Linked DNA regions of Homo sapiens: region 2 is linked to region 1. A link is an interaction called in ENCODE POLR2A ChIA-PET data of the cell type or tissue named here. Cell type or tissue: MCF 10A. All regions are shown on one strand.

What was found. ChIA-PET counts read pairs that join two places held together with the same protein. Peaks named below come from ENCODE experiments on the same cell type or tissue, not always from the same donor. Only the 100,000 strongest peaks of a DNase experiment are listed, where the experiment ranks them.
Region 2: POLR2A ChIA-PET joins it to region 1 with 5 read pairs; 4 of 35 experiments call an interaction of 5 or more read pairs at or near these places.

Annotation. Positions count from the first base shown.
Region 1 is chr14:63,920,734-63,925,733 of GRCh38, reverse strand. The region is part of intron 2 of SYNE2 (spectrin repeat containing nuclear envelope protein 2); the gene reads right to left. Among named protein-coding and RNA genes, the nearest start is that of SYNE2, 70 kb to the right of the region's middle. In MCF 10A, no CTCF peak of the experiment used is centred here; DNase peaks (open chromatin) are centred at 2,443 and 2,893.
Region 2 is chr14:63,814,686-63,819,685 of GRCh38, reverse strand. It overlaps a transcript of SYNE2 not described here. Among named protein-coding and RNA genes, the nearest start is that of SYNE2, 36 kb to the left of the region's middle. In MCF 10A, no CTCF peak of the experiment used is centred here; no DNase peak of the experiment used is centred here.

The DNA.
Region 1 (5,000 bases):
AAATTAAAACAACTGAACTCATAGAGATAGAGAGTAGAAGAATGGTTACCAGCGGCTGGGAAGGGTAGTTGGAGGTGCAGGTAGAGGGGAAGAGTAGATAGTTAATGGGTGCAAAAATGGTTACAAAGAATAAAGAAGACCTAGTATTTGCTAGCACAACAGGGTGACTATGGTAAAAAAAACAATGCAATTGCTCAGTTTAAAATAACTTACAGAGTATAACTGGATTGTTTGAAACACAAAGGATAAATGCTTGGGGTAATGGATACAGATATGATTATTATGCATTGCATGTCTATCTCAAAATATCTCATGTAACTCATAAATATATACAACTACTACGTATTCACAAAAATAAAAAATAAAAAGGGAATGATGAAAACTTTTTAGTTTAGTTTAGTTTTGTTTTGTTTGAGACAGGGTCTCACTCGTCACCCAGGCTGGAGTGCAGTGGCATGATCTCAGCTCAGTGCAACCTCTGCCTCCTGGGCTCAAGCAATCCTCCCACCTCAGCTTCCCAAGTAGCTGGGACTACAGGCATGAGCCACCACACCTGGCTGGCTGGCTATCTGTCTATCTATCTATCTATTTATTTTTAGAGACAGGTTTTTACCATGTCGCCCAAGCTGGTCTTGAACTCCTGGGCTCAAGCGATCCACCAGCCTCAGCCTCCCAAAGTGCTGGGATCATGGGCATGAGCCACTGCACCTGGCCGAAAACTTTCTTAATGTGATGAAGAACACTGATGAAGAAAAAAATACTAATAACATATTTAATAACAAGAAACTAAATGCTTTCTCTCTAAGATCAGGAACAAAGCAAGGATGTATACTTCCATCACTTCCATTCAACATTGCACTGGAGTAAGGCAAAAAAAAAAAAAAAAAAAAAAAAAAAAACACCAAGGCTGGAAGGAAAAAAGTTAAATTGTCTTTAATGGCAATGACATGAACTTTTATGCAGAATATCCTACTGTATCTACAAAAAATATACCAAAACTAATGTGTTTAGCAAGGCTGCAAGATACAAGCTAAATATACAAAAATTAATTGTACTTCTATATACTGCCAATGAAAAAATCAAGAAATTGCTATTTGAAAATATCATTCATAATGGCATCAAAACAAATAAACTACTTACCAATAGATTTAACAAAAGAACTGCAAGACTTATTCAATGAAAACTACAAAACATTGTTGAAAGAAATTTAAAGATCTAGGTAAATATAAAGATAGCCTATATTCATGGACTAGAATACTTAATATTGTTAAGATGGCAATACTTTCCAACTTGATCTACAGACTCAATGCAATTCCTATCAAATCTTAGCTGCCATTTTTTTTTTCAGAATTGGACAAGCTAATCCTAAAATTCATATGGAAATGCAAGTGACTCAGGATAGCTAAAGCAATGTTGAAAAGAATTAAGTTGGAAGACACACAATTCGAATTTCAAAATTTACTAAAAGCTACAGTAATCAAGATAGTGCAATATTGGCACATGGGTTGATCTATATAATAGAAGAATGGAATAGCACTGAAAATCTAGAAGTAAATTCTTCCACTTATGGGCAATTGATTTCTGACAGGCATGCCAAGAAAAGTCAGTAGGAAAAGAATACTTTTTTTGACCAGGCACAGTGGCTGATGCCTGTAATCCCAACATTTGGGAGGCTGAGGTGAGTGGATTGCTTGAGCCCAGGAGTTCAAGACCAGCCTGGACAACATGGTGAAACCGTGTCTCTACAAAAATAAAAAAAAACAAAAAATTAACCAGGTGTGGTGGCACACACCTGTAGTCCCGGCTACTCAGGAAGCTGAAGTGAAAGGATTGCTTGAGCCCAGGAGGCAGAGATTGCAGTGAGCTGAAATGGCACCACTGCACTCCAGCCTGGGTGACAGTGAGACACTGTCTCAAAAAAAAAAAAAAGTTCTAAAATCCAATGTGATGACTGCTCAACTCTGTGAGTATACTGAAAACTACTAAATCATATGCTTTAAATGGGTGAATTGCATTGTATGTGAATTTGATGTCAAATTATATCTTAATAAAGCTTAATAAAATATTAGCTAATATCTATAAGATTATTTGATCAACTTCTGCCTCCTCATTAGCTTATGGGCTCCAACAGTACATGACCCATGTCTGAGTTTGCTCCTCATTTTGCCTGCAGCACCTACCCCAGAGCTTTCATGCTATAGGAATTTAGAAAACATTTATTGAATTAATGATTAAATGGCTAGGGAAGGAGGGAGCAGGAGTTTGTTATTTTTCCTCAATCAACATACAGATTTAAGTACTTAGTTTGTTGGGAAAATATGTGACATAAGATCAGTGATTTCTACTTTGAGCCTCAGCATGTGGAGTCCAGCAACCTCGTGTTGCCACATGAGCAAACCACACCCTTGTGTAAACACCTGACAGTCTTATACTGAGGCTTTTGTTTCCACCCTCACTGGAACATAGCTCCCGGCTCTCTGCGTAAGCAAGTCTTGTATTTTTAGCACATGAAAATAAGCCCACAATACTGATAAAAGTCTAGAAGTTGGGTGCTATTTGTCTCTCCTCCTTCTCACACTCTTCTGATTCATCTAAGTTGCTCAATAAATATCTACGGAATGAAGAAATAAAGAAATGACTACATTTATTTTAACACATATTTGTTACTCCTTGCTACCTTTTAACTACCACATAAAACTGAACACTTTTCTTTTGAAAAATCAAGGTATGTGAGCCTGAACACTTTCTACTGGGGCAGCAGTCCAAGCACCTCTGACTTCTGAGTGCAAAAGAACCAGACTGCACTAAACAGAGCTGTGCTGTGATTATAAATCCAGGGTTCTTACATTTTGGAATGCCAGCAAATTACTCAGGGTTATTGTTTAAGTGCAGGTTTCTGGATCCCAACTCCCAGAGATTCTGATTCAGGGCTTCACATATCTCACTTTGTGAAATACTTGTCTAAATAGATCGGACAATTTACATGTATGACTTACTCTTGAAACAACAGGGAATAAGAAGGGCCTGGCAAAAAATAGCGATGAAATGATAAACTCTGAGATATTAATATATCTCAAAATAAATATTATAACACATGAGTATTTTTTATAGAGATGGGGTCTTGCCATGTTGCCCAGGCTAGTCTCAAACTCCTGAGCTCAAGCTATCCTCCCACAGTGCTAGGATTATACACGTGAGCCACTGCACCTAGCCCTAACACATGGCTATCTTAAGAAACACTTGGAGGGGCTCAGACGGCTTGCTGAAGCAAGTCAGGCCCGGGAATAAGTGGAATGTCACAGGTAAGGAACTATGACACTATTTCATTAAGGGCTACCAATAAAGTAGTCAGGTAAGCATTTTATAAACGAGAAAACTTCCTCCCAGAAGATGGAGGATATTTTATTTGCTCATTCAATAAAACATCTAAGCTGGGTCTGGGGGCTTGTGCCTGTAATCTCAGCACTTTGGGAGGCTGAGGTGGGAGGTTCACTTGAGCCCAGGAGTTCGATACCAGCCTGGGCAACCAGGTGAGACCCTGTCTCTAAAAAGAGCACAAAAATTTAGCCAGGCATGGTGGCGCACAGCTATAGTCCCAACTATTCAAGAGACTGAGGTAGGAGAAGCACCTGAACCTGGGAGGTCAAGGCCACAGTGAGCCGTGATCGTGCCACTGTACTCTAGCCTGGAAGACAAAGTGAGACCCTGTCTCAAAAAATAAAATAAAACAAAACATCTATTGAAAGCCTACTATGTCTTGGATAATATGCTCTGGATCTCACATCTGGTGGAGGAGAAATTCAAATCCAGATGTGTCTGATTCAAAATCCATGTTCTTTTCATTATAGTTCAAAATCAGCTGAAATGCCAAATCCATGGCTACTACCCTATCTCTCACCTCCCCTTCAAATCCAAACTTCTTGAAAGAGTTGTCTACACTGGCTATTTTTACTTCCTTACCTACCACTCATGTCTCAACCCACTATAAACTGGGCTGCCCCAAACACTACCTAATTCTCACCTAGGCCACTTATATATTTCGGGCTGCCCCAAACACTACCTAATTCTCACCTAGGCCACTTACGTATTTCCATTGTTGAACCTAATGGATACTTCTTGGTACTTATAGGATATCTTAAAACTTCTGACACTGTTTCCTACCCTCTCCTTTTTTAAATACTCTCCTTCTCTGGGGTCCATGATACCACACTCAGTTGGGTCTCTTCCTACTTCTCTGGACATCCCTTCTCAAGCTCTGCTACGGGCTTGTGTTGCTTTTTCTATCTGTGTGATGTTCTGCCTAGACCCTTCTCTTTTTCTAGATATTTTCATCTACTCCAATGGAACAAATTGCCATTTACACACTAAGGACTCCCAAGTATTTACCTTCAGCCCAGTTGTCATCTCTCCTATATATCCCATTGTTGTCTGGATATTTCCATGTGGTTATTCCATAGACATCTCGAACTCAACATTTCCAGAACTGAGTCATCATGTCTAACCAACTCCCTTCCCAACCAAAGTTGTTCTCCTGCACTTTTTTTTTTTCAGTAAATGGTTCTATCATCTACTGATTTGCCCAAGAATAAATCTATCATTTTTTCTATTTATTTATTTTTGAGACAGAGTCTCGCTCTGTCCCCCAGGCTGGTATGCAATGGCATGATCTCAGCTCACTGCAGCTTCCACCTCCCAGGTTCAAGCTATTCTCCTGTCTCGGCCTCCAGAGTAGCTGAGATTACAGGTGCATGCCAACACGCCCAGCTAATTTTTGTATTTTTTAGTAGAGACAGGGTTTTGCCATGTTGGCCAGGCTGGTCTCGAACTCCTGGCCTCAAGTGATCCACCCGCCTCTGCCTCCCAAAGTGCTGGAATTACAGGCATGAGCCACCATACCCGGCCAAAACCTATCATCTTTGATACATCCTTCCCTCTCCTTCTCCCATACCAAGTCAATCAAAAAGCCCTGATACCAATTAGATGATATCTCTTGAACACCT
Region 2 (5,000 bases), 110 kb after region 1:
GGGCGCCTGTAGTCCCAGCTACTTGGGAGGCTGAGGCAGGAGAATGGCATGAACCCAGGAGGCGGAGCTTGCAGTGAGCTGAGATTGCACCACTGCACTCCAGCCTGGGCTACACAGCAAGACTCTGTCTCAAAAAAAAAAAAAGAAATAAAATTGGCCAGGCATGGTGGCTCACATCTGTAATCCCAGCACTTTGGAGGCCAAGGCAGGTAGATCACCTGAGGTCAGGAGTTCGAGACCAGCCCAGCCAACATGGTGAAACCCCATCTCTACTAAAAATACAAAAATTAGCCAGGCATAGTGACGGACACCTGTAATCCCAGTTACTCAGGAGGCTGAGGCAGGAGAATTGCTTGAAACCGAGAAGCAGAGGATGCAGTGAGCCAAGATTATGCCATTGCACTGTGGCCTGGCCAACAAGAGCAAAACTCTGTCTCAAAAAAAAAGAAAAGAAAAGAAAAGAAAGAAATTGATTTTTGTATGTTAATCTTGTATCCTGGTGACTTTCCAAATTTATTTTCCAGTTCTAGTAACTTTCTTTTTTTTAATGTCAAAGGATTTTCTGTTTGAGCAATCAGATATAAGCAGTTTTACCACTTCCTTCACAATTTGAATCTTTCCAGTTTTTTTTTTCTTGCCTTATTGCACTGGCTAGAACTCCTAGTACAATATTGAAAAAAAAAATTTGGGCCAGGTGCAGTGGCTCACGCCTGTAATCCCAGCACTCTGGGAGGCTGAGGCTGGCGGATCACGAAGTCAGGAGATCGAGACCATCCTGGCTAACATGGTGAAACCCAGTCTCGACTAAAAATACAAAAAATTAGCTGGGCATGGTGGCGGGTGCCTGTATTACCAGCTGCTTGGGAGGCTGAGGCAGGAGAATGGCGTGAACCTGGGAGGCAGAGCTTGCAGTGAGCCGAGATCGAGCCACTGCACTCCAGCCTGGGTGACAGAGCAAGACTCCATCTCAAAAAAAAAAAAAAAGAAAAGAAAAAAATGTATGAGAATGGATATCTTTGCCTTGTTCCTATACTTAGGGAAAAACCTTTAATCTTTTACCATTCATGATATTATCTGTATGTTTTATGTAGATGCTTTATATCACATTGAGAAAATCCATTTTATTTCTAATTCACTGACATACGTTTACTTATTTATTTATATATTTCGAGACAGGGTCTCGTTCTGTTGCCCAGCTGGAGTGCAGGGGAGCAATCATAGCTCACTGCAACTTTTAACTCCTGGCCTCAAAGGATCCTCCCACCTCAGCCTCTCGAGTAGCTGGGACTACAGACTTGTGTCACCATGCCCAACTAATTTTTTTTTTTTTTTTTTTTTTTTGAGACGGAGTCTTGACAGAGTCTCACTCTGTCACCAGGCTGGAGTGCAGTGGTGCAATCTCAGCTCACTGCAACCTCCACCTCCCAGGTTCAAACAATTCTCCTGCCTCAGATTCCCGAGTAGCTGGGACTACAGGCATGTGCCACCATGCCCAGCTAATTTTTGTATTTTTAGTAGAGATAGGGTTTCACCATGTTGGCCAGGATCTCCTGACCTTGTGATGTGCCCACCTCGGCCTCCCAAAGTGCTGGGATCACAGGCGTGAGCCACTTGGCCTGGTCTAATTTTTATTTATTTGTTTTTTTTTTTTTTTTTTTTTTGAGAAAGGGTCTCACTTGGTAGCCCAGGCTGCAGTGCAGTGGTGCTATCATGGCTCACTGTAGCCTCGGCCTTCTAGGCTCTAGTGATCCTCCCACCTTAGCCTCCCAACTAGCTGGGACCACAGGTATGCACCACCATGCTCGACTAATGTTTTAATTTGTTTCTAGAGACAGGGTCTCCCTGTGTTGCCCAAGCTGATCTTGAACTCCTGGGCTCAAGCAATCCTCCTGCCTTGGCCTCCCAAAGTGCTGGGATCATAGACATGAGCCACCACGCCTGGCCTGACATTTGTTTTAGGTCTGAAATGGATATTGGACTTTGTTACATGCTTTTTCTGCATGTATTGAGAGATTACCATACAGTTTTTCTTTTTTAGTCTTGTTAATATGTTACATTGGTTTATTGACTATAATTTAAAGGATATCTCAACTTGAACTAGCTCCATTTTAAGGGCTCAGTATCTCATGCAAGATGAGGCTGGAAAAAGAAGTGGGTGGAGAATGATGACCTACGTCTTTTTTTGTTTGTTTGTTTGTTTGTTTTTGTTTATGTTTTTTGAGACAGGGTCTGGCTCTGTCACCCAGGCTGGAGTACAGTGGAGTGATCACAGGTTACTGCAACCTCTGCCTCCCAGGCTCAAGCTATCCTCCCATCACAGCCTCCTGAGTAGCCAGGACTACAGGCACATGCCACCGTGCCCAGCTAATTTTGTGTGTGTGTTTTTTTGTAGAGACAGGATTTTTCCATGTTGCCCAGGTTGGTCTCTAAACTCCTGAGCTCAAGCAATCCACCTGCCTCGGACTCCTAAAGTGCTGGGATTACAAGCATGAATCACCTCACCTGGCTGACCTGTGTTGTATGGACATAGGAACAATCAGGAACCAGAGTCTAAGGCTTTGCAAGAGAACTGGGATAGTCTGGAATTGTCGAATCCAAGGGCAGAAAGAAAAGGCAGGATCTGAAATAAAGAATCATCAAGTCAGGCATGGTGGTGTGCACTTGTAGTCCCAGCTATTCAGAAGGCTGAGGCAGGAGGGTTGCTTGAGGTCAGGAGTTCAAGGCTGAAGTACACTATGATCATGCCTGTGATTAGCCTAGCCAATATAGCAAGACCCTGTTTCTTAAAATAATAATAAAGAATAGCCAGGTATGGTAATGAGTCACTTGTGGTCTCAGCTACCCAGGACGCTGAGACACGAGGATCTCTTGAGCTCAGGAGTTCACGGCTGCAGTGAGCTATGATCATGCCACTGTACTCTAGCCTGAGTGATATAGCAAGATCTCATCTCTAAAAATTAAAATTAAAATTAAAATTAAAATTAAAAAGACCTGTTTGTTCAGACTTTTCTCTGTCACACTTCATCTTCAGAGAGAAGAATATTCCTTCCCTAAAGCTACAGAAAAGACACCTCTTATATGAGGGTCTTATGACGAGCTTTAGGGGGAGGTCAGAAAATTCTTCCTAGATTTTATGACCTGCTTCAGGGAAGAAGGGTGGGAGGAGGGTGAGAGTGACCTTTCTGCTCCTGCTGTTATTCAGTATACCAAGGTAGCATATTTTGGGTAGCATGTCTTGAACCCCAGCATTCCCTCTTATGACACTTCCCCAAGAAATTTCACAGTCCAAAAGCTGAGTTGATAGATTGTTCCATAATCCATTGAACTAGTCTCTCAGTTTGGGGAATAGTTCAGTCCACTTAAATGACTCTGTCCATTTGAATGTGGCAGGTGGGCTCCCACCAAAATTAGGCCTCTATATGGTAATAATAATAATTTAGGCCAGGCATGGTGGCTCACGCCTGTAATCCCAGCACTTTGGGAGGCCGAGGCGGGCATATCATGAGGTCAGGTGACCAAGACTATCCTGGCCAACATGGTGAAACCCCGTATCTACTAAAAATACAAAAATTAGCTGGGCGTGGTGGCACCTGCCTGTAATCCCATCTACTTGGGAGTCTGAGGCAGGAGAATTGCTTGAACCCAGGAGGCAGAGGTTGCAGTGAGCCAAAATTGCACCACTGCACTTCAGCCTGTGACAGAGCAAGACTCCCATCTCAAAAAAAAAAAAAAAAAAAGAATAATTTAATAAGAACATTTCTATGGAAACAAAAGAAAAACAAAGGTTAATGGTTGGAGCAAATTATAAACTCAGTTTCTGAGTCTGGAGAGCAGACAGTGGAGATTTATAGATTTGAGGCTTGAAGCATATCTTGTAATTTGAGTGTTGTGGTGGTATCATAGTGAATTTTCTGAGTGGCCCATACAGCATTAGGCACGAAGGTTGTCCATACCTGAGTTGTTATGGTGATGTCTCTAAAGTTTATATCAAGTTTTCCACTTGATATAAACTTGCAGAGCTTTGGGAAAAGGGCAGTGTGATGGTTAATACTGAGTGTCAACTTGATTGGATTGAAGGATGCAAAGTATTGATCCTGGGTGTGTCTATGAGGGTGTTACCAAAGGAGATTAACATTGGAGTCAGTGGGCTGTGAAAGGCAGACTCACCCTTAATCTGGGTGGGCACCATCTAATCAGCTGGCAGCACAACTAGCATATAAAGCAGGCAGAAAAACATGAAAACACTAGACTGGCCTAGCCTCCTAGCCTATATCTTTCTTTCATGCTGGATGCTTCCTGCCCTCAAACATTGGACTTCAAGGTCTTCAGCTTTGGAACTCAGACTGGCTTCCTTGCTCCTCAGCTTGCAGACGGCCTATATGGGAACTTGTGATCCTGTGAGTTTAATACACCTTAATAAACTCCCTTATATATATATATATATCCATATATATATGGATATATATATGGATATATATATGGATATATATATGGATATATATATGGATATATATGTGGATATATATGGATATATATGTGTATATATATGGATATATATGTGGATATATATGGATATATGTGTGGATATATATGTGCATATATATGGATATATATATGTGGATGTATATATGGATATATATATGTGGATGTATATATGGATATATATGGATGTATATATGGATATATATGGATGTATATATGGATATATATGGATAGATATATATGGATATATATGGATAGATATATATGGATAGATATATGGATAGATATATGGATATATATGGATATATATATGGATATATATATGGATATATATGGAGAGATATATATGGATATATATGGAGATATGTATATGGATATATATGGATATATATATGGATATATATGGATATATATGGATATATATGGATATATATATGGATATATATATGGATATATATGGATATATATATGGATATATATATGGATATATATGGATATATATGGATATATATATGGAT